Regions from separate parts of the Mus musculus genome. Here all the other regions are linked to region 3. A link is a loop called in an ENCODE intact Hi-C map of the cell type or tissue named here. Cell type or tissue: left cerebral cortex. All regions are shown on one strand. Region 1 holds the start of Vwa3b (von Willebrand factor A domain containing 3B). Region 2 overlaps Vwa3b (von Willebrand factor A domain containing 3B). Region 3 holds the start of Tmem131 (transmembrane protein 131). Region 4 overlaps Cnga3 (cyclic nucleotide gated channel alpha 3).

Region 1 (5,000 bases), 89 kb after region 3:
TGAACAGTTACACCTTTGGCTGTCTATAATTTGAATGATTTCTAAAGGGTTTTTTTTTTCAGAGATTTATCTATTTATTTTATGTATATGAGCACACTGTAGCTGTCTTCAGACACACCAGAAGAGAGCATCAGATTTCATTATAGATGGTTGTGACCACCATGTGGTTGTTGGGAATTGAACTCAGGACCTCTGGAAGAGCAAGTGCTCTTAACTGCTGAGCCACCTCTCTGGCCCTCTAATGTTGTTGTTGTTTTGATTAGCATGTGTGTTATAGTCATGTTAATCTAAGGGGCCCCGGTTGACCACAGTGACTGTGGCAAATGTCCCAGGAAGGAGAGCGAGCGTGGGTGGAGGTAAAGTCAGAGTGCTTAGTGAGAGTGCTGAGAGAGTACAGTGGACTCTCTGTCCTTTGTCACCAGCATGGCCCAGGAATATTGGTTTGGCAGGGTGTGGGCAGCAGGATGATTGTGGTTTTGGTAAGTGTGGCTGGTTTAAGTTGTTTGGCTTTGGAATTTTAACGTTGGTGGTGTGAATCGAAGCTGCTCTCTGTATCGCCAAAGCTGTGCATTCAAACAACTCTACAGAATGATTTATGATTAAGGATCGAACCTTCAGTACTTTTAAAAATCACTAAGGCAACAAAGGAATGAAGAAAAATTAATCCCTGAGGATACAGTAGACTTCTCTGTTGAAGAGAGAATTGTTTCTAATGTTAGTTATTTTTTTTTAAATTAGATCTTTGACTCAAACACTATGAGAAAACAAAAGAAATGGAGCCATTGGTGTGGCTTGACAGGTAAAGGTGCTATCAAACTTGACAACCTGAGTTCAACACCCCCTATCCTACTCCCTGGAAACCATGTGGTAGAATAAGAGAGTCAGTTCCCACAAGATTTCTCTGACTTCCACCCACCACACACATGTGCAGACACACACACACACACACACAAACATGTATATATGTTTACAAAAACTCAAGGCCAGCTCTTCAATTTAAAAATATAAAACACAATTTAATATTCAAACATTAAGGCAAAACTTGGCTTATAGAATCTTTTTTTGGGGGGGAGGGGAGGGTTATTTGGCTTACACTTCCAGATCATACTACATCACTGGAGGAAGTCAGGACAGGAACTCAAGCAGGTCTGGAAGCTGGAGGCAGGAGCCGATGCAAAGGCAGGAGCTGATGCAGAGGCCACGGAAGGATGCTGCTTATTGGTTTGCTTCATGTGGCTTACTCTAGACTCTTTTAAAAAAAAGATTTATTTATTTATTTATTTATTTATTATGTACACAGTGTTCTGCCTGCACTTCAGAAGAGGGCATCAGATCTCATTATAGATGTTAGCCACCATGTGGGTGCTGGAAATCGAACTCGGGACCTTTGAAAAAATAATCAGTGCTCTCAACCTCTGAGCCATCTCTCCAGCCCTTATAGAATCTTTTACTTATAGATTTTCATAAGCACATTTTTGTGTGAGTGTGATTGCTTGAAGAATGGCAGGTTTGCATTTTGAGCCATCTGTATGCTTGTAAGGCAAGACTAAATAAGCATTAGGTAGAGTGCAGTACCGAATCCCTATAGGAGTACTACCTGTAGATTTGCAAAAACCACAGCTCTCAGCTTAGAGGGTATAAGCAAGCCTGTTCTGGAGCCATTTTGAATAGCTGTGGCCCTGTACAACACAGATTTAGTTTACCCCAAACTCCATGTTCCAACGTGGAAGCAGTTTCATGAACTTTTCATAGAACAAAGAAAGTCACAAATCATGATAAATTTAAAGTACCTTGGAGGGCACACCAGAGAAGCAGGCACGGTGAGAGTGGGGAAAGCTTTTCAAGATGCTGTGGGACATTCTTAGCCTTTGGATTGGTGGAGGCTAGTTGTCCGTCTATCTTTTAGTCACAAGAGGTTAGTTTGGTCACAGAAGTGGGCAAGGAATGGCTCTCCAAGAGGGGTTAGAACTGGCCCAAGATAAGGCAATTAGCCTTCAGAACAGCAACATTCTAACCTCTCTGCAGAACTGAAATTCTAATCAGTCAAAATCAGTCTCTGCGGACACAGCTTCCCTCCCCCCTCCTCTCCAGGAGGTTTTATTCACAATCTTTTTTTTTTTTTTTTTTTTTTTTTTTTTTTGATCCTGGCAGCTCTTGTGTCCAAAGTTACAATCTGGCAAAACTGTGAACGCTCATCTGACCACCCCTTCTAGCTGAGCACCTGTAACGAACCGCTCCAACTCTAGGTTTCCTTCCCTTAAAGACGCAATGAAGAAAGGATCTCTTTATAATACCGAGGGAGAAATCAAAACAAAAGGCGCGGGCTGCGGTAATCTGCCGGAAGTAAATCGAGAGAACAGGCTTCCTTCAGCGGGCAGTCGTCTGCTTTTCTGCCCATCTGAATATTTGTTAACCTAATCTCTAATATTTGCCGCTGTCAACTTTCCCAGGGTCAGGCGCAGAGGACGAGCCTTAGGCTGCTCTCTTTCCGGGTGGACCAAATTGGTTTTGCAACACCAACATCCAGTTTCTTCGCAGTCCCCATCATCTCTTTACTCCCTCTGAGGGGCTCATTGGTGGGCGGGGCCGGATCCCGAGCCACGCTGTGATTGGCGGTGTCTTAGCAACTGCAGCGATGTGGTTGTCAACAGAAACTGGACTCCCGCAACTCTGTGCCCGAGGCGGGGACCCTTCGCCAGCATCAGGGGGAGTCACAGCCTTGTCCAGCAGTGGGATGCTGGCCGCGCCCACCTCCTGCTCTGGTTAGTGAGGCCCTGGAGGGTGGGAGGGTCGCTGACGCACGCAAGCCGCCTGGCCTCGCAACTGACAGATTACTTACTAAGTGGGGGATACCATCCTTCTAGACCAGATCTTCCAGGTTTCCAACTGGTTGTGTGAGGGAAAAAACAAGTTTGTAATTTCCGAGCTGGACCTCGCTTCTGCTGGGAAAGGGCAGTGGCCAGGCCGCACCCACTTGAGAGCTGGATTTCAGAGTCAAAGTCGCAGACGTGTGCGAGCCCTTCTTACCCAGGGCTCTCCCCCCACCCCCACTCTTTGCAGAAGCTCAGCTCCCTAATGCTTGTCTATCCAGAGGCCAAAGTTAGTCAGAGGACATAGCATACTGATCAGTATATTAGAAACTCATTTCTGAGAAGCAATGATCAAAACTTAACAATCCAAACTCAAAGCGATCTTCTTGAGTGAAAGGTTTGAGTCTGGAGAAAGCCTCTGCTTGCCTCTTGGTTTTTGGGGGCATTCACATCACTTTCACTTTCTAATATGGACTTTTAACCTCATGTAGTTGTTCTTCTAATCTTCTCAGAAGTTCTCCATTTCTTTTCTTCTCGGCGATGACCTAACAGCCCCACCCCCACCCCACGAGCCCAGTTTTCAATTCTTGGTCCTGTTCTCAACAGTGTGTCCCACAGACCATTTCAATCCCTTAACCCTGCCCACGTTTATCTGAGGCGATGCTCTTAGCCTAGCTTTGCCTTTTAAGGATAGAAAGAATAAGACTGTTAAGAATTGTAACAGGATACATCAGGGAACTTCATCCCAGCTTCCTTTCTTCCCAGAAGAATCAGAGTTCAGAACTCCCACAACATACCTCCCCATCTCCTACCCCTCCATACTACTCCCTCCCTCCCTCCCCCATGCACAGATTTCTTTTTTTAGAAACTAGCAAGGATGAAGATTGGAGGTGTTGATCATACGTTTACCAAGGATCCAAATTGAATTAATAGAGTCTAAGTTAGACTCTGGTCCAGGGCTTGTAAGAACAGTGACTGGATTGTTCTTGGCTTCTCACTATGGGCAGGTGCATAGCAGCCGACAAAGAAGGGCTCTTAGCGTGATCCCAGTCCTCCTGCCTCAGTTTCCTAAGTGTTGGGATGAAAGGTCTTATCCATCTTAATCTTCCTGCTGTCCTGGGAGCTTTGCCTGTCCCTGGCACTCAATGGCTCGATGGACAACTCCAAGTTTTTAGGACTGCGGACAACCAGAGGTGGTGGTATATATACTTGTAATCCCAGCACTCAGGAGGCTGCAGCAAAGAATGCCACAAGGTCAAGCCTGGTCTGAGCTATGTAGTCAGACTCTGTCTCAAAATACCAAAACCCAAACCAAAACAAAAACCTTACCACTGGTAACATTATTGCACACTATAAAGCAGACCTTGCCAGTATGTATCCTCTCTGCCTCAGAGGAAACTCCCAAGTAACCACAGAAAATAGATAGCATAGCCACACCCAGAAAACAATGTGTCTTGTGTTTAAAAGGATAGCTACTTCCTGATCATAACTTTTCTAGGACCCGATCTTTGCCTTGTTTGAGAACAATCAGGATTTTCTCAGCTGCTATGAGTGGCTGATTTAATCCATCTCAATAGTATAGGTAGTGCCTGTTATACAGTAATGTGGCGGGGGCATTCATGTAGTTTGTCCTGGTAGCAACCAAACTTCTGCTTAGTCTAGAGAGGACAGACCTGGGTCTGAGGCTACAAGGATGAAGCCTCAAAGCAAAAAGTAGGCTTTGGTGGCTGGGGAGACACTCAAGGTTAAAAAGAGTAGCTGTGCTTCCAGAGGGCCCAATTTTGGTTCTCTGTTTGTAATTCCAACTCCAGAGAGTCCAAGGGATGCTGCACACATATGGCAAAAAGACAGACATACAGACACAAATGCAAACTTTTCAAAAGGTAGAGTTGCTCAGGTAGCTTTAGAGGGTTAGTGAAGGGAGACAGTCTCCACACAGGCATCGAAGTCTCCAATCCTCAGGCTTCCTAGCTCTTCATTCCCTGCTGGGAGACACATTTTCTCCATTTCTTTCCTCTTATTCTCTGGCTGCAGCTTCACTTTCTAAGTATCCTCAGGCTATAAACCCCCAAGGCAAAGATCTGAATTTGAATGACTCAGACATCCTCTCAGATCTGATAAAGCCAGTCTCATCTTAAAAATTAACTTTAAAAAAGTCACCCAAGTCCCCATAGAGGCTGGGACTTGTGT
Region 2 (5,000 bases), 230 kb after region 3:
TGACTCTGAGGACCTTGTGCTAGGCTGTGACTTGGGCACTATGCATAAGAGGAATGCTGGGTAGGGAGACCTGGAAGAAAAACCTCTTTGAACTGTATAAAGTGAAGTCAGTATAGCTGAACCAGTTGTCATTCATGCATTATAGCCCATTTTGTCTGTGGTTTTTAGATTCCCTCTTGTAGAGAGTAAGAGAGATCACTTAGCCCTGCTAGTGAGCCTTTCTCGTGCCACAGTGAAAACATCAGCCTGTTTTGCTGACATCTGGATCTGGTGGGAAGCCCATCTTCTAGCACTATGAGTATTCTCTGATAGTGTAAGGCCTCCTCATGTGAAGATGGGGGAGTCACAAGTCATGGCTATGCATTGACAACATTGTCATCGGAGAAAGAGCAACAGGTGCAAACCAGCCACCTTATCCCCAGACAGCAGTGCCTTAATGTGAGCTAAGTTCTGCAACATGGATAGGTGTGAAGGCCTCAGTGGGCCAAATTCTCAGACAGACTGGCAGGTGGAAAGGAGGGTGAGAGAGGAGAGGAGAGAGGAAACTCAGCCACCACCTCAATGCACCACAGCAGCTAGAGTTCTCAGCATAGGGCGCTGCCCAGGAACTCCAGTCACATCAGGGGACATCAAAGGAAGGAGGAAGTCGTATAAATGCATGCACACGCACACACACACACACACACACTCAAACACCCCACAAATAACAAAAAAATTCTCTGACTGGTTGGTAACTTGTTCCAGCATGAGCTCTCACCTCCAGTGATCCCCAAGGTGGCAGAAGCCACACCCACGTTGTTCCTTTACTGTCTAAAGGCGTCCCTCCTCACTGGAGGGTTCTCACTGGATAGATCCCAGCATTCTCTGGCTTCCAAGGTGCTCTTTGTGCCTAGGCACAGATGCTGCCCAAGCACCAAAAGCAGGTTTGGGGGTGGTTGTTGCCCACTGGAGGGGGAGAACTGAGTATGGAGAACTTAACTGACACAGCCCAGATAGGATGCAATCCCATTTAGCCAGTCCACAGAGAGAAGCATTAATAAATGGGCTATAGCGGCAGGAAGGTAGTCAAGAGTCAGTCACCAGGAACCACTGGGACACACAGCAGCAGCAGCAAGGGGTGGTGGAAGATGGAAACCAAGAGCAAGGAAGGGCAAAAACCCAATGCTCTGATTTTTCCCTCTGTCCTCAGCCAGTGCCTTCTGTGGTCAGCTGTTCCAGAACCTGTGAGGAAAACAGGGTCTAGTCCATGGTGGGGAGCAGTGTCTGGCTGTACAGAGCAGGCCCCTCAGAGAAGAAAAACAGAGAATGGATTTGGGGCTGAGTGAGTAGAGGCAGTACCCAGAGGTGTCGATGTGTTGAGGACTTTTCCTAAAGACTCAGAGTTTATTTGTACACCATAATGTTGTGTGAGAAACGTGTATTAGACAGGAAACTGGTGTTGGTGGCCACGTGCCAGGCAGTGAGATCGAAGGGGCACCAGTAACACCCACATGACAGATCCCCGGGCGTCAGTGACTTTCAGTATTGAATATCTCAGACATTTTGTTTGTTTGTTTGTTTTTTTCTTTTCATGATAGCCTTTGATGTTGCTAAGAGCACTGGGCTGGGAGCTCTGGGCTGGGAGCATTGGGCTTGGAGGCCTTGCCTTCAGTGATTAAGTTAAGTCTCCTTCCGACCCCAGAGCTTCCCCTGGCATCTGGGAAGGGTTGAGGGGCCATCTGCTTTAGCTTCCATCCCTGCAACATCTCCCTAAGCATCATAATAGCGATTCACAAAGTGAAGACCTTGCATGTCTTTAGGGTTGGAAGAAGGCCCTAGAAACCTGCAAGAGGGGAGATGAGGGCAGCTCACACTAGCTCTGTCCTATTCACCAAGCCCCCGAATGGAGTTGAATTATTATTCACAAAGACAGTTTGCAAATCTTCCGTTTTCATAATTGGGCACCCTAGAGAGAAGGGTGAAAGCACACTGGCCCTCCATGCATTATCCTAATTACAGCAGTCACAGACCTCCTTGACCAAAGGACAAAGCAGGCACTGCTAAGCAAACTGGGCAGCCACTGGAGTGATTTCAGGGTCCTGGAGGTAGAGTTTAGTGATTCCAAAGAACAAGAACAGTTAGTGAGTGTTCTTACTCTAACTACTGAAATGGAGACTAGTAGTAGTTAAGTTGTAGGCACGTGGCTACGACCGGTATGGGATCCACATGCTGTTACTGAAGGGAAAGTTAAAAGCATTAAATCTTCTGTAACTTTACTGTTTCTAGCAGCCTAATCCCAAGAACATGGACAGGAAAGAGGCAATGACATGGTAGGAGGGTGGCATCTTTTGGGACCTCAGCATACATCACCTTGTGGTTGGATCTAAAGAAAATATCAACGTATTCTCTGGATTTCGTAATCAAGGCTGTAACATGTGCCCAGTGGTCGCTGGTTTGCCACCCTTCTGGGGGGCCTATGCTTAGGGCTCTGTCTCATCGTATGGATTTCTTTTAGAAGCTAGCATTTGTATTCTGAACATGCACCCGGACAAGGTCAGGCAAGAATGAGATCGGCTAGGTGTTCTTCAGTGTGGACCATGCAGCATCTCTAAAGAGGCAGCAGCTTCTAGAACGAAGTCATGAGCATTCTGGCTGAAGGGACAGCTTGTCTAACAGCCCTGACGATCTGTCCTTCCATTCTGGGAGGCTCGTGTTCTGTTTGCTTGGCACAAAGCGTCTTCGGCACAGGCTCTTTCGTGGGCTTCGCCTTGACGACTCAGCTTTATCTGTAAGTTTAGTCTTACAGATCTCCTGGGGTACAGAGGTACCACTAAGGAAGCCCCACGAGTGACTGCCCTTCCATAAAAGTACACGCTGTGGAGTAGACAGGAAGAATTCTTGACAATGGCAAGAGCAGTTGGAAACTTAAGCAGGAAATGGGAGTCACTAGTATTCCTGTGTTAGTCGCGTCCCAGAATGAGTAGAAGAGAATGATCCTTTGAACAGGGTAGGTAGAAAGCATGTGGGTTTCCTAGCAAGACTGAGAGATGCTGCTCATCCACACAGCTAAGTTGGCAGCATTTGGAAACCTATTGTCGGTCTCCTGGCGCTGACTCATCCCCCTGAGACCATTTTCAGATTCCAGACGGCCATTCTGAACCTCCTACAAGGGCTGGATGTTTGTTGCTGTTTTTGTTGTTTTATGAATACAACTCCAGGAGTTAAGTAGCATCCACCATCGATGCTACCAATTCATCCAAGGCATCCAGTGATGCTGGGCCATTCTCCTTGATAGAGTGATTGAATCCGAGAACGTACAGCTTCCAAAGAAGCTCGCTTGTAAGTCTCTGCATGGTTATTAAGATCCCATTTAGCTTAGTGAGATAGTCCTATTGATCAGCTATATAGTAAATGTACTATTTTAGGAAGTATCAAATTATTATAGTATCAAATCAATATCTTTCATTTCACTCAGATAACAGCTCATCATCCGCTTCTCCTGCTTGCATTTTGTGATTTTTTTTTTTTTATTTCCTGGGCTGAAGCCTGTGTTTCTGGACGCATCAGACTTTTCTTGACTTCCTGACTCCACATGGTGGTCATCTTTGTGCCAGGGCTTTGTTTTTTGCTTGCAAGTCCAGCGTCTAAAAGCTGTCTTTAAAACACTGTGTTAGTGGGGTACGCGTCCAAAGTTTCATTGCAATTCTTTTAAACCCACAAAGTAGCACCTGCATTGTTATAATTATATTGTCCAGTGCCATGATAAGCCATAGGTTAGGAGCACGTGGGCACCTTTGAAAGTCTTATAGTCAGAAAACTAAAAATTGCTAATAGGATCAAGAGAAAATGATTTCTTTAACCTTTGTGTCTTTCTATGTAAGGTTGTGCTACAAGTTTGTCTGTATTTAAATTATTACTTTTGTATGCATTAGATTTGTGTGCACAATTTTACGTGTGTATGTATGCATAGATGTATGTATTTTCAGGATTCCTGTGTCCTTACCCTCCACCCCCTAAGACTTCCTGCTGGTCTGACCATACACATCTGTCCCCTGGAGATTTCTCCTGATCTCTTGGAGTGAATCTGCATCCTAGATTCTTTGTGTTGTTCTTTCTTGCTTCATGCCCTCATTTTGCTGGAATACATTTCCAAGTAGCTTCCTAAGGCAAGATGTACTGGAGGGGAACATTTCTACTTAAGGAGGTGATTTTCTGTTCAATCTGCCCTTTGATTTGGTCAGTAGTTTGCTGGGACTTAGAATTCCAACTTGGAATTTTCTTCCAGAACTTTGAAAGCCTGGTCCATTCTAGTAGGCTGATTTCCCAGGCAGGCGGAGTGAGGACTAAGGATAACCCAGGCATAACCCACGTGTTTCGTTTCTGTGCGGCCCGGGCCACTGTGTTTCTAAATAAACCCTGTGTTTTCACACTTATCCATCAGAGATGCTAACTGTGGATTGAATTCTCTGTTGAAGGCACAGTCTCCTTATAGTTCTAGTTCTAGGTTGACAGCAGTTTGGGCCACAATTCTTTTTTTTTTTCTTTTTTTTTTTTCTTTTGGTTTTTCAAGACAGGATTTCTCTGTATAGCCCTGGCTGTCCTGAAACTCACTTTGTAGACCAGGCTGGCCTCGAACTCAGAAATCCACCTGCCTCTGCCTCCCAAGTGCTGGGATTAAAGGCATGTGCCACCACCGCCCAGCTGGGCCACAATTCTTAAGTAGTCTGCTGTCTGGCTGTGAAGCCATCTAGAATCTTAACAAGTCTAGTTGTAGGTATAATCTTTAAAAAGAAGGTTCCCTTTTCTTCAACTAGGTAACCCAATTTTCTTTCACTCTAAACCATAGATAGATAGATAGATAGATAGATAGATAGATAGATGCCAAAGTGAACCCTTATGCAAAGGGTGACCTCCAGAGGGTACAGGGACTCCACAAAAAGACTTGAGTGTCAACTAACCTGGATGTTTAGGGTCTCCCAGAGATGGACTCAACAATCAAAGAACATACATGGGCTGGGCAT
Region 3 (5,000 bases):
GACAATTGAAAAATAATACACTTTAGAAGGATAATGAAAACTTAGATTCAATCACTACTTCAGTTCCCAGTTCGTGAGACTCAAAAGCACCTAGCTAGGCGCCTATACCACACAAGGCAATCAATAGCAAAGCAAAGCCAGCGCCCCTCTAGGTCACAGTGAAGCACACAAGTACACATGCCCATTCAATTATCACACTATAAAAGGTTCACTCAACACACATGGGCAAATGTTGGCTACCATGGCCACCCATAACAACACTAAACTAACAGGGGATCATAAATAATAAGAACTATGACAATCCCAGGCCTGACCATCTTAAAGCAGCATTTTTTAATGTTTAAAATAATCTTGCCTCTGCCAAATCCCTGCTTGCCTGTTAACCAGGCTGACTCTGTTTATAGAGTTAAGTGAGAGAATATAATGTTTCTAAGGAAAATAAATAATAAACTGACACAGAGTTGCACTTTAAGGCTAATCTGGTTTACTTTACAGCTGCTAGCCAGTAACAGCGACTTTATACAGGAAAAACAAAAATAATCTAACTAGTTTTCTTCTTAGGGAAAAAAAAAAGCAGCATTCACTGTGAATTAATTCATGAAGGTTCTGTGACTGCTCACACTTCTCCTTGGGCTCACGTTCAGAAACAGGTAGTCCAGAACACCCCCACCCCCAAATTAGTCTTCAAGACTGCAAAGTAATTTCTGATCTTGTCAAAGTACCAGTTTTACAACCTTACAATATTAGAGGAGTTATTAAAACTGGAGTGCGGCTTCAATTGTGAGTTACAGGTGAAGGGTGTGCAAGCTGGGAACTTGACATTCGTTTCTAAGGGCTCACACATCAAAGAGAAAGGCACCGAATTACGTGAGGATATTAAAGCAGAAATGGAAACCGGCTTCCAGTAGCTTACTAGAGGCAAATGAGAGTCTATTTAGGGCTAATAACAAACGATCCTCCATACCGCAAAGGGATAGTGAAGAAGGATACTAAGGAAACAAGAGCCTCTTCAAAGAGATGTCCCAGCAAATAGAAATTTTATAAGCCGTGTATTGAAGCCTTTCCACCAGTCTCGCTTTTTTTTTTTCTTCTTTTTTAACCACCGCATTTTAAAGTGAGCTCGGTCCGCATGCCCAAATTAAAACCTGACAAAGGGAAAACAAGAAAAGCGTCCCGCGATCGACCTAGCAGGAGCCACCAAGAAGCCTAAAAGCGGGGTGCCTCCTCGCATAGCGGGCCAAGTGGCAAGAACCTACAAGAGAGCTCGGGAAGTTTTATGGGCACTGACAGTAGACGAGGGAAAGACCGGGACACGGTGAGGGGAAAGGAATCACGGAGCAGCGGCAGAGCCGCGGCGCGCGGCCGACGCGGCAGCTCGCCGAACCCCGAGTCGCCGGCTCGGGACGGGGCTCGACCCAGCAACTTCGCGCCGGCGCCCGTCGCGGGCCTCCCTCTGCCGCCTGTCGCCCGCCGCCCGCCGCCGGCAACCCACCTTCCTTCTCGGCCCGCGCCGCGGCCACCACGAGGGTCATCACCAGGTGCAGCGCTCCCAGGAGGCCCGCGGCTGCGCTCCGAGGACCCCCGCCTCGGCCAGCCGCGGGCTCCAGCCCGGCCGCGGAGGACGTGGAGGCGGCGGCGGCGGCGGCGGCTGCTCCTCCCGCCCGCTTCCCCATCCTGGCGGGCCGGGGGCCGCCGAGCTCGAGGTCCTGCGCGACCCTTCTCCGCGAGGCGACGGCAGCGGCGCGGGAGCCGTGGTCCGGGCTATGGCCGCGGTGCCCGAGGAGAGAGCGGTTGTGGGCCCAGAGCTCGGGCTCCCGGCGTGGGTCTGGGTCGGTGCGTGCGTGGGAGCGAGAGTGTCAGTCACAGTCTCGGCATCGGCATCGCCTACGAAGAGCCGGAACGGAGAGGCCGCGGGTCAGGCACGGCGGGCGGCCATACTGGAAACGGGCAAGGGCCGCGGGCCCCGGCGCTGGCCTCTAAGGGGCGGGGCAGAGCGCAGGGGCCCGCCCCCTCCGTGCCAATACCTGGGCGGCCCGCCGGTTCGCGTGCTCCCCGTGGACTCCGTGAGCTCCGGCTCCTCGCCCCGCCCTCAGAATCACACGGGCTTCACCGACCGGACGGGCCGGGGCGGCCAACCGCACCCTGTCACTGCCGCACGGCCCGGGAGAAGGAGGGAGAGGGACCCGGGCCGGCCAGGAGTTAAGATGGCGGCCGGAGCTTCACGGAGGCAATGACGGCAGTCACGTGGGAGATAGGGTAGCCACGCTGCGCAGCCGCTTTGGTGCGTGGGCGGGGCCCGGCCGCGCCTCCGACGCCGGGACAAACCCGGGTCTAGTGGTACTGCAATGTCCGAGCCTTTCAGAGGGCTGAGTGCGCATCCGGAGCCCAGCGCCGACAGTCCGTGCCAGTGATTTCTCGGGTCGCACCTCTGCCTCTCGGTGGCTTTGACGTGGGAAGTGTTCAGGGTCCGATTCAATTTCTTGCAGTGCTTCCTTAAGAACGGGGGACCCGCCCTCTTTACATTTGTGTCTTCCAAAGCGTACCCAAGAGGGACTTAATGGAACCTTCGTACCTCTTGTTCACAGGAAGCCCTTTTTATGCAGTTTCTTTGCTTGCTTGTATTTGGAAACTTACCATGTGTGTAAAAAGCATTAGTTGGGGCGGGGTGGAGGAACAAGGCGAGGTGTGCCAGAAATCAGACTGGGTTTTCTCTGTCTTGGAATGATCAATATGTTTCTATGCGCATACTCCTTTCAAAGGCCAAAATCAAAGATGGTGTGTCTTAGTCTCCTGTAAGAAGCACCTCATGTCTCCCAGGTTAAAGTTTGAGTGTGTGTGTGTGTTTTTCTGTGTGTCTGTTTGCTCGATACAAGTCTTAATCTAGGCCCTTTGGGGAAGGGGAAGGAAGGATATTGTCACAGTTTGGTAGCCTGGTCACTTCCCCCCAGAGCCTAGCCCCAGAGTCTTTTTTTGCTTTTCTCAGCTTTTGGTTGAGTTAGTCGATCTATTTAAAAGGCCACATTTGCCTATTGCATGTCTTAGAACAAACTAGAAAAGAAAATGGGATTTCAGAAAACCTTTTTTAAAAGGTACTCAACGTTCTTCCTTCTGCTGTCGTCCTGTTTGTGAAGCAAACATGTAAATTAATAATACATTTTGAAGGCGTCCTCACCCCCGATGGCTTTTGGTTTGCCCCCCACCCCCACCCCCAAGGCATTCTCCTTCTGTAGCCTAGGTTGACCTAGAACTCACTGTGAGCCCAGGCTGGAGTGGAACTCATTGTGTTCCTTAAAAGTCAGTAGAATACTGGGATTAGAGGTATATGCCACCATCCCTGACTGCTGTTTTAAAGAACATTAATTTTTTGAATACTAGCACTGAATTTAAGTTAATGGTTTTCAGTGCTGGGTATCCAACCCAGGGCTTAAATTTTCTTCTTAATGTAATGAAATCTCAATAATTATCTCTAAACTGGCTTTTGAAATGTGCCTAAGGTAAGAGATTTATATGGAAGGTTTCTAACACTGGGAGAAATTAAGCCCAAGGAAATGTAAGTGCTTCACTGGGTCATAGTTTAGCTTCCAGGGTGCTGGCAATAGTCCTTCCTCCACTGCCAAACTCGAGGCAAGCAAGTCCCTCCAACCTTGAAAAGTTCACTTCTCTAAAGCAGGCATCAACCACATTCCATATTAACCCTAGGCTCAAAAGCCCCTTGGGAAACAATTTGCATGTGTCATTGGCACTTGAACATATAGGAACATGTTCAGCAGAGGTCAGCTTCTCATGAATCTACTGCCTCTGCAGTGGGCCCTTTTTCTTAACACAAGTTCTTTCCAAGACCCTATACCTAACTGTGTATTTTTGAGCTGTGTTCTTTTTTTTAAATGGCTCCTTGGAATACTTGAACAGGCTTTTACCTGACTCTTTAGAGTCAGCATTTGGGCAGGGGCAGCCCTAACAGGCAAGGTAGTCTTAGGCCGGCCTGTCACTAACACCAATTAAAGAGACAATTAAGTGAAAAGCAGGGCAAGGAGATTTATTCAGTGTGGCCACAGTGGGAAGAGGAGGGTTAAAGGTCCCCAGCCCGCTCTTAGCAGTGTTTAACACAGGTTTCAGTTTAAACGGAGGGAGGGCAAGAGGTAGTCATACATAAGCAGTCTTGATCAAGGCTTGCCCCTGCCCATTTCTTTCTGTAGTCTCCTTGCAATGTGATCTGAGGAGCTATCCAAATTGTGGCAAATCTCTTCCTGGGAGACAGGTTTCTCCTGAGGCTGGCACCCAGGCCTCAGCCTTTCACTTCCTTCAAAGGGATATTTCTGGGGAAATTCCAATTCCTTGGGGTCCATCGTTTGAATAGTCTGATTGCCAAAGGGAGTGGTTCAAGAGCCTTTTAGATTATCTTTGCCAAGATGGTTCTCGTAGGACTCACCACTGTGAAAATCTTCCCTGTGCCTGATAGACATTGGCAGCATCATACCCAGAGGGTATGACAAGGCCAGGAGGAATGTACTAGAGTAACCTTTGGACGTTAGCAAGATCTGGAACATTGCAGGTGGAGGCTACTTGCTGGTAAAAGTCAGGGAAAACTCTTGAGCCACTGGTTCTTATCCCTGGGATCTGCCACATCAGGCAACTTGTTGCCAATACAAATTATCCTGCTATACCCAAGGTCTGTAACATTCTAAACAGGATAAGCTCAGTCATCAACTCTCTGGGTGATTTTTGATGCATCCTCCAAACAGAAAACTCACCATTTATTAGCCCTTGAGGTTGTGGAGTCTCTGAATCTTTTGTTGTTCATTTTTGTTCTCTACCCAAATTAGGGAATCACCACTGGAGACAGCAGGTCAAGGGATTCCAGTTCATGTTGGTTTACATTGGAGCCCTCCACTTCATTAGCACTATTGATGCTAATGAATGTTACTCAGTTTTGCTGGCTTCTGTTTATTGATCTGTAAAATGGGTATTATGAGCTGCCTAATAAGTTAAAAAATTAAGCA
Region 4 (5,000 bases), 310 kb after region 3:
CATTAAACCTTATTTAACCAGAAGCCTGGATTTAGCCAAGTGCTTTTCCTCTCTTCCCCCAAGCTTTTGCCAGCCCTAAGTACACACACACACACACACACACACACACACACACACACACACACAATTTGTTCCTCATAATAACAATGCATCGTGAACAGAAAGGCTGGGAAGAAGTGGGTGGGGCTACTGGCACAGTCACCTCAGGCAAGACAGGCCTGAGTCATTGAAACCATTCTTATTCCTGTGGTGCTGTGGTCTCTCTGCCTCCTTGCAGCGCCTGGCCCATGGCCAGAAGTGATGTGAACACTTGGAGCAACTTGCAGGAGGAATAAGTACCCAAGCTCCAGACAAGCACACTAGCTTTCCCTTTCCCTACCCCAGAAGCCATGGCACCACCATCCCACCACCCCAACCCTTACCACCTCACCTCTCTACCCTGCCACCCCATTACCACCCCCTCACCCCCTCATACCCCTACCCCTGCATGGAAGCCCCACTTTGCCTCTCTCTTTTCCTGCTTACCATCTTCTCCAGACACCAGCAAACCATTCCAGAATTGTTTAATAAATCCATCGCCAAGGGGAGACACACAAGTCTGTATAATTTCTCTGAGGAACTCATATTACTTTTTGTTCTTTGTTTCTATCATCTGGGAAGCCAAGGGGTTTCAGGAAATAAATCCTTTCTGGTTTAATACCCTCTTTCACTACATACTCAAGGGAACAAATTTGGAGTTCCCTAGCAGACCAGTGGGGTGGTTTCCTTCGCTATAAGGATGCATTTTCTTTCTTTCTTTCTTTCTTTCTTTCTTTCTTTCTTTCTTTCTTTCTTTCTTTCTTTCTTTCTTTCTTTCTTCCTTCCTTCCTTCCTTCCTTCCTTCCTTCCTTCCTTCCTTCTCTTAAGATTTATTTATTTCATTTATATGAGTACACTGTAGCTGTCTTCAGACACACCACAAGAGGGCATCGGATCCCATTACAGATGGATGTGAGCCACCATGTGGTTGCTGGGAATTGAACTCAGGACCTCTGGAAGAGCAGTCAGTGCCCTTAACCACTGAGCCATCTCTCCAGCCCCAAGGATGCATTTTCTATGCTACAACCTCAAGGTCCTGAGAACTGAGATCCAGGGAAAGGACCTTGTTTTAAGGCCAGCTTGAGCTAATCTCCAGGGAGCCACCAGAGCCACCTGAGGAGGAAATATCCTTCCCCTGGTGACCAGCCTCTCGAAAAGGTGATCTGCTGTGACGATGTTCTGTCACAGACACTGAGCTGGCAGATGAGTTTGGCGAGTGAGTATCAGGACAAGAGTCCTGGACTGTGTGAGTGAGGGTGGACGTGGCCATGAGTGACCACAGGCATGCATGGGTGACTAGGTCTGTGGCTTCTGCCTCTTAGGGATGCCAGGGCTCCTTCCTGAAGGTCAGGGGAAGCCATCCACATCAGAAGGAAATGGCCAACTGCTTGATTTGCAGTTGACAAAGGGCCAGAGCTTGGTATTTATTTTCTTCCCCATATGTTGACTTTAATTCCCTCCTTGCAAGAAGGGTGTGCCCGGTTTGTGTTAACTATGACAGCAAAGCCATCCACTCAGATGCCACCAATCAAGAAAAACAAAATGAGCCGGGCGTGGTGGCGCACGCCTTTAATCCCAGCACTCAGGAGACAGAGGCAGGCGGATTTCTGAGTTTGAGGCCAGCCTGGTCTACAAAGTGAGTTCCAGGACAGCCAGAGCTATACAGAGAAACCCTGTCTCGAAAAGGGGGAAAAAAGGAAAGGAAAGGAGAGGAGAGGAGAGGAGAGGAGAGGAGAGGAGAGGAGAGGAGAGGGGAGAATGGAGAGGGGAGAATGGAGAGGGGAGAGGGGAGAGGGGAGAGGGGGAGAAAAAGAAAAAGAAAAATGACTTGGCCACAAAGCTGTGGATACCATGAGATGTGCTTGCTCCCTGGCTTCCAGGCAGGGAAAGGCTCTTAGGGATTGGAAGCCATGAGCAGCTTGTGGAAGTCCTCATGCTATGTCCTGTGGCTAGGATGTGGGCAAGGATGAGGGCACTGGTACCGGCTGCCCCAGGGCCCGTTTCATGGACCCACACTGGAAGCCACAGACCAAAGGATGAAACTGAAAACTGCCACCAGATGGGGATGTTTGGGCATAGGTGACGATTCTCTCTGGGCCGTTTCTTTGTAGCTAGCTTCCTATTTCCAGATTTCTCATTTAGTTCTCAAATACGGAATAACTTCTCCCTTTGGGACCGAATTGCTCTTAGCTTAAAGCAGCCATATTTTGCAAGTCTGTATAATGTTTGGGCCAGTGCTGGGTAGATTCAGGGGTGCAGCTGGATAGCACTGGGCTGGGTCCTCAAAAGTTGGGTAGCAGGAGTTTGAAAAGCCAAAACCTGTAACACATACCCTCAAAAGCCCGACCAAAGCAAGCCCAGACTGCCATGTCCAGTGAGCCCAATAAGCTTGTGGGCAGCGCCCTCTGCTGGTGACATTCATTAAGATGGAGGATTTGTCTTTGTGCTTGATTAGCAAATAGAATAATTCTTTGTTCCACTGTCAAAAGATAAAATTATTTTTAATATTTCTTAAGTCCATTTTATCCACAATACTAGAATCATGTGTCTCCAAAACCAAATATGATCTCAGAACTGTAGCCTGTAATGCCTGGGCAGCACTAATGGCTAGGGATTAGATACAACAGCAACTCATTTGGCTGAAGCTTGGCACTTTCTCCTATGAGAGTCAGATGGTCATGGCTAACAGGACGACATTTGCCTGCTGTGACCAGCTGAGGCTTGGCTGTATGGTAAAGGTCCTTTGCTAAATGGAGCTTTCTGGGACTCCTACAAAAGTAGGTTAGAGTTCCATACCTAAAATCTCCTTCGTGAAGGAAGGCATCCTCGGGCTTAAGTAAAATTAAAACGGTTTAAAGAACATATTTATCGACAAAACTTTGAAGTGTTAGGCTGGTGATGACAGCTCACACTGTAGATGGAAATGGTGTCAAAAACCAAGAAATGACACAGTTGCTCCTGCTACAGTGGCTGTTGCTTCCTCCTCTTCCTTCTCTTCCTCCTCCTCTTCTTCCTCTTCCTTCTCTTCCTCCTCCTCTTCTTCCTCTTCCTCTTCCTTCTCCTTCCTCTTCTTCCCCTTCCTCTTCTTCCTCTCCCTCTTCCTCCTCTCCCTCTTCCTCCTCTTCTTTTTCTTCTTCTTCATAAGCACAGGTCATTTGCATAGGGATGGTGCCACCCACAGTGATCTGTGATGCTCCCCTCGCACCAATCATTAATCAAGACAGTTTCCCACAGAGGTGACAACAGGTCCGAATAACCCAATTCAGACTCCTTCAAATGAATCTGGATGTGTCCAGTTCAGTTAAACCTAGCTAGGACAACCAGTTCCAAGGATTGGAAGAGTAGACAGGTTTTTTTTTTTCGTTTTTTTTCTTCCTCCTCCTCTTTCTTGCATGTGCCTATGTCTGTCTGTATCCATGTAGGTGCACACATCTGTGCATGTGGAAACCTGAAATTGAGTCCAGTGTCTTCCTCCATCACTCTTCACTATAGTTTTTGAAGTAGAGACTCTCGATGAACCCAGAGCTCACCAATTCAAAACCAGCTTGCCCACGCATGTTCTCCCTCCTGGGTGCTGGGATTACAGACAGCCGCCATGTCTACCCAGCCATTACATGGGTTCTAGGGATCCATACTCTAGTTCTTGTGCTTGTACAGTGAGCACTTTATGCCCTGCCAGCCAGCTCCACAGCCCTGCCACAACACTGTAAAGCTACATATAACTATGCATTACAGCCAGCAAAGAAACCATGGGACCTGCAGGCCTGCAGCTACAGGGACATTCGCCATCACTACAAACAAGGGAGTGGTGTGGGGTGGAGAAAAAATGGCTCCTCTAAAACCTCCCAAGAGGTCACAACTCTGTGTTGGAAATGGTGAGACCCATTCTTGACTTTCAATTTATAGATCTGCAAGATAAGAGGTTCATCTTTTAAATCACGTGTTCTGATAGCAATGTACGCCAAACAAATTTAACTATTATTTAGAACTCCTTAAGGGTCCTCTTATCTTGGTTTGTTTTATTCTGGTTTGTCAGACAATGTCCTAATTAGCTTCAGCTGTCGACTGGACACAGCCCAGAGTCATGTGAGGGAGTCTGAACTGAGGGATTGCCTAGATCAGTTAGCTCCATTGCAGCATCTGTGAGGGATTGTCTTGACTAATGATTGATCCAGCCCACTATGGGCAGGACTATCCCCTAGGCTGGTGGCCCTGACCTGGAAGTGTAAACTGAAATAAACTCTTTCCTCTCCCAAATTGCTTTAGGCCATGGTATTTGTCTTAGGGTTTCCATGGCTGTGAACAGACACCATGACCAAGGCAATTCTTATAAAGGACAGCATTTAATTGGGGCTGGCTTACAGGTTCAAAGGGTCAGTTCATTATCTTCAAGGTGAGACCATGGTAGCATCCAGGCAGGCATGGTGCAGGCAGAGCTGAGAGTTCTACAACTTCACCTGAAGGCCGCTAGCAGAATACTGACTTCTAGGCAGCTAGGGTAAGGGTCTTAAAGCCCACACCCACAGTGACACCCCTACTCCAACAGAGCCACAACTTCTGATAGTGCCACTCCCTAGGCCAAGCATATATAAACCATCACAGTATTTATTACAGCAACAGAAAGCAAAATAGAATGGGCAGTGTGTTCTATGTAGTGAAGGCTAGCCTTGAGCTTAATTCTCCTGCCTCAGCTTCCCATGTCCTGAGGTTACAGGCATGTAACCCCATACATGACCTTTGCAGTCAGTTTTTTTTTTTTTTAAACAAAAACCTACTCAGCCAATTCGCATGACGTTGACTTTTAAACTCCTGCTTCACGTTTCCATCTCGGTGTGAATTTCAGTTGCTTCAAAATGTCTCCGGCCTTGGGCTGTGTGTAACTTCCCAGAGGTTAGTGAAAGTGAGTGATAGTTGTATGACAT

What was found. Hi-C counts contacts between places; a loop is a spot of excess contacts. Peaks named below come from ENCODE experiments on the same cell type or tissue, not always from the same donor. Only the 100,000 strongest peaks of a DNase experiment are listed, where the experiment ranks them.
Region 1: a loop joins it to region 3, with 2.1 times the contacts of the local background. A loop is called at or near these places in 3 of 42 quality-filtered maps.
Region 2: it touches region 3 in a loop (2.2-fold over the local background); 2 of 42 quality-filtered maps call a loop at or near these places.
Region 4: a loop joins it to region 3, with 2.9 times the contacts of the local background. A loop is called at or near these places in 4 of 42 quality-filtered maps.

Annotation. Positions count from the first base shown.
Region 1 is chr1:37,026,667-37,031,666 of GRCm38, forward strand. It overlaps Vwa3b (von Willebrand factor A domain containing 3B), which reads left to right and starts at 2,647. Exons shown (of 28, transcript NM_001370828.1): 1 at 2,647-2,762. In left cerebral cortex, no CTCF peak of the experiment used is centred here; a DNase peak (open chromatin) is centred at 2,654; H3K4me3 peaks cover 1,216 bases.
Region 2 is chr1:37,168,320-37,173,319 of GRCm38, forward strand. All of the region lies in intron 22 of Vwa3b (von Willebrand factor A domain containing 3B), which reads left to right. Among named protein-coding and RNA genes, the nearest start is that of Gm37020, 21 kb to the left of the region's middle. In left cerebral cortex, no CTCF peak of the experiment used is centred here; DNase peaks (open chromatin) are centred at 3,058 and 4,357.
Region 3 is chr1:36,937,673-36,942,672 of GRCm38, forward strand. It overlaps Tmem131 (transmembrane protein 131), which reads right to left and starts at 1,855. Exons shown (of 41, transcript NM_018872.2): 1 at 1,493-1,855. The coding sequence starts at 1,673. In left cerebral cortex, CTCF peaks have their summits at 170 and 2,376; DNase peaks (open chromatin) are centred at 1,319, 1,964 and 2,284; H3K4me3 peaks cover 3,119 bases; H3K27ac peaks cover 1,664 bases.
Region 4 is chr1:37,248,384-37,253,383 of GRCm38, forward strand. The region is part of intron 3 of Cnga3 (cyclic nucleotide gated channel alpha 3); the gene reads left to right. Among named protein-coding and RNA genes, the nearest start is that of Cnga3, 32 kb to the left of the region's middle. In left cerebral cortex, CTCF peaks have their summits at 971 (motif pointing right) and 2,490 (motif pointing left); DNase peaks (open chromatin) are centred at 199 and 2,481.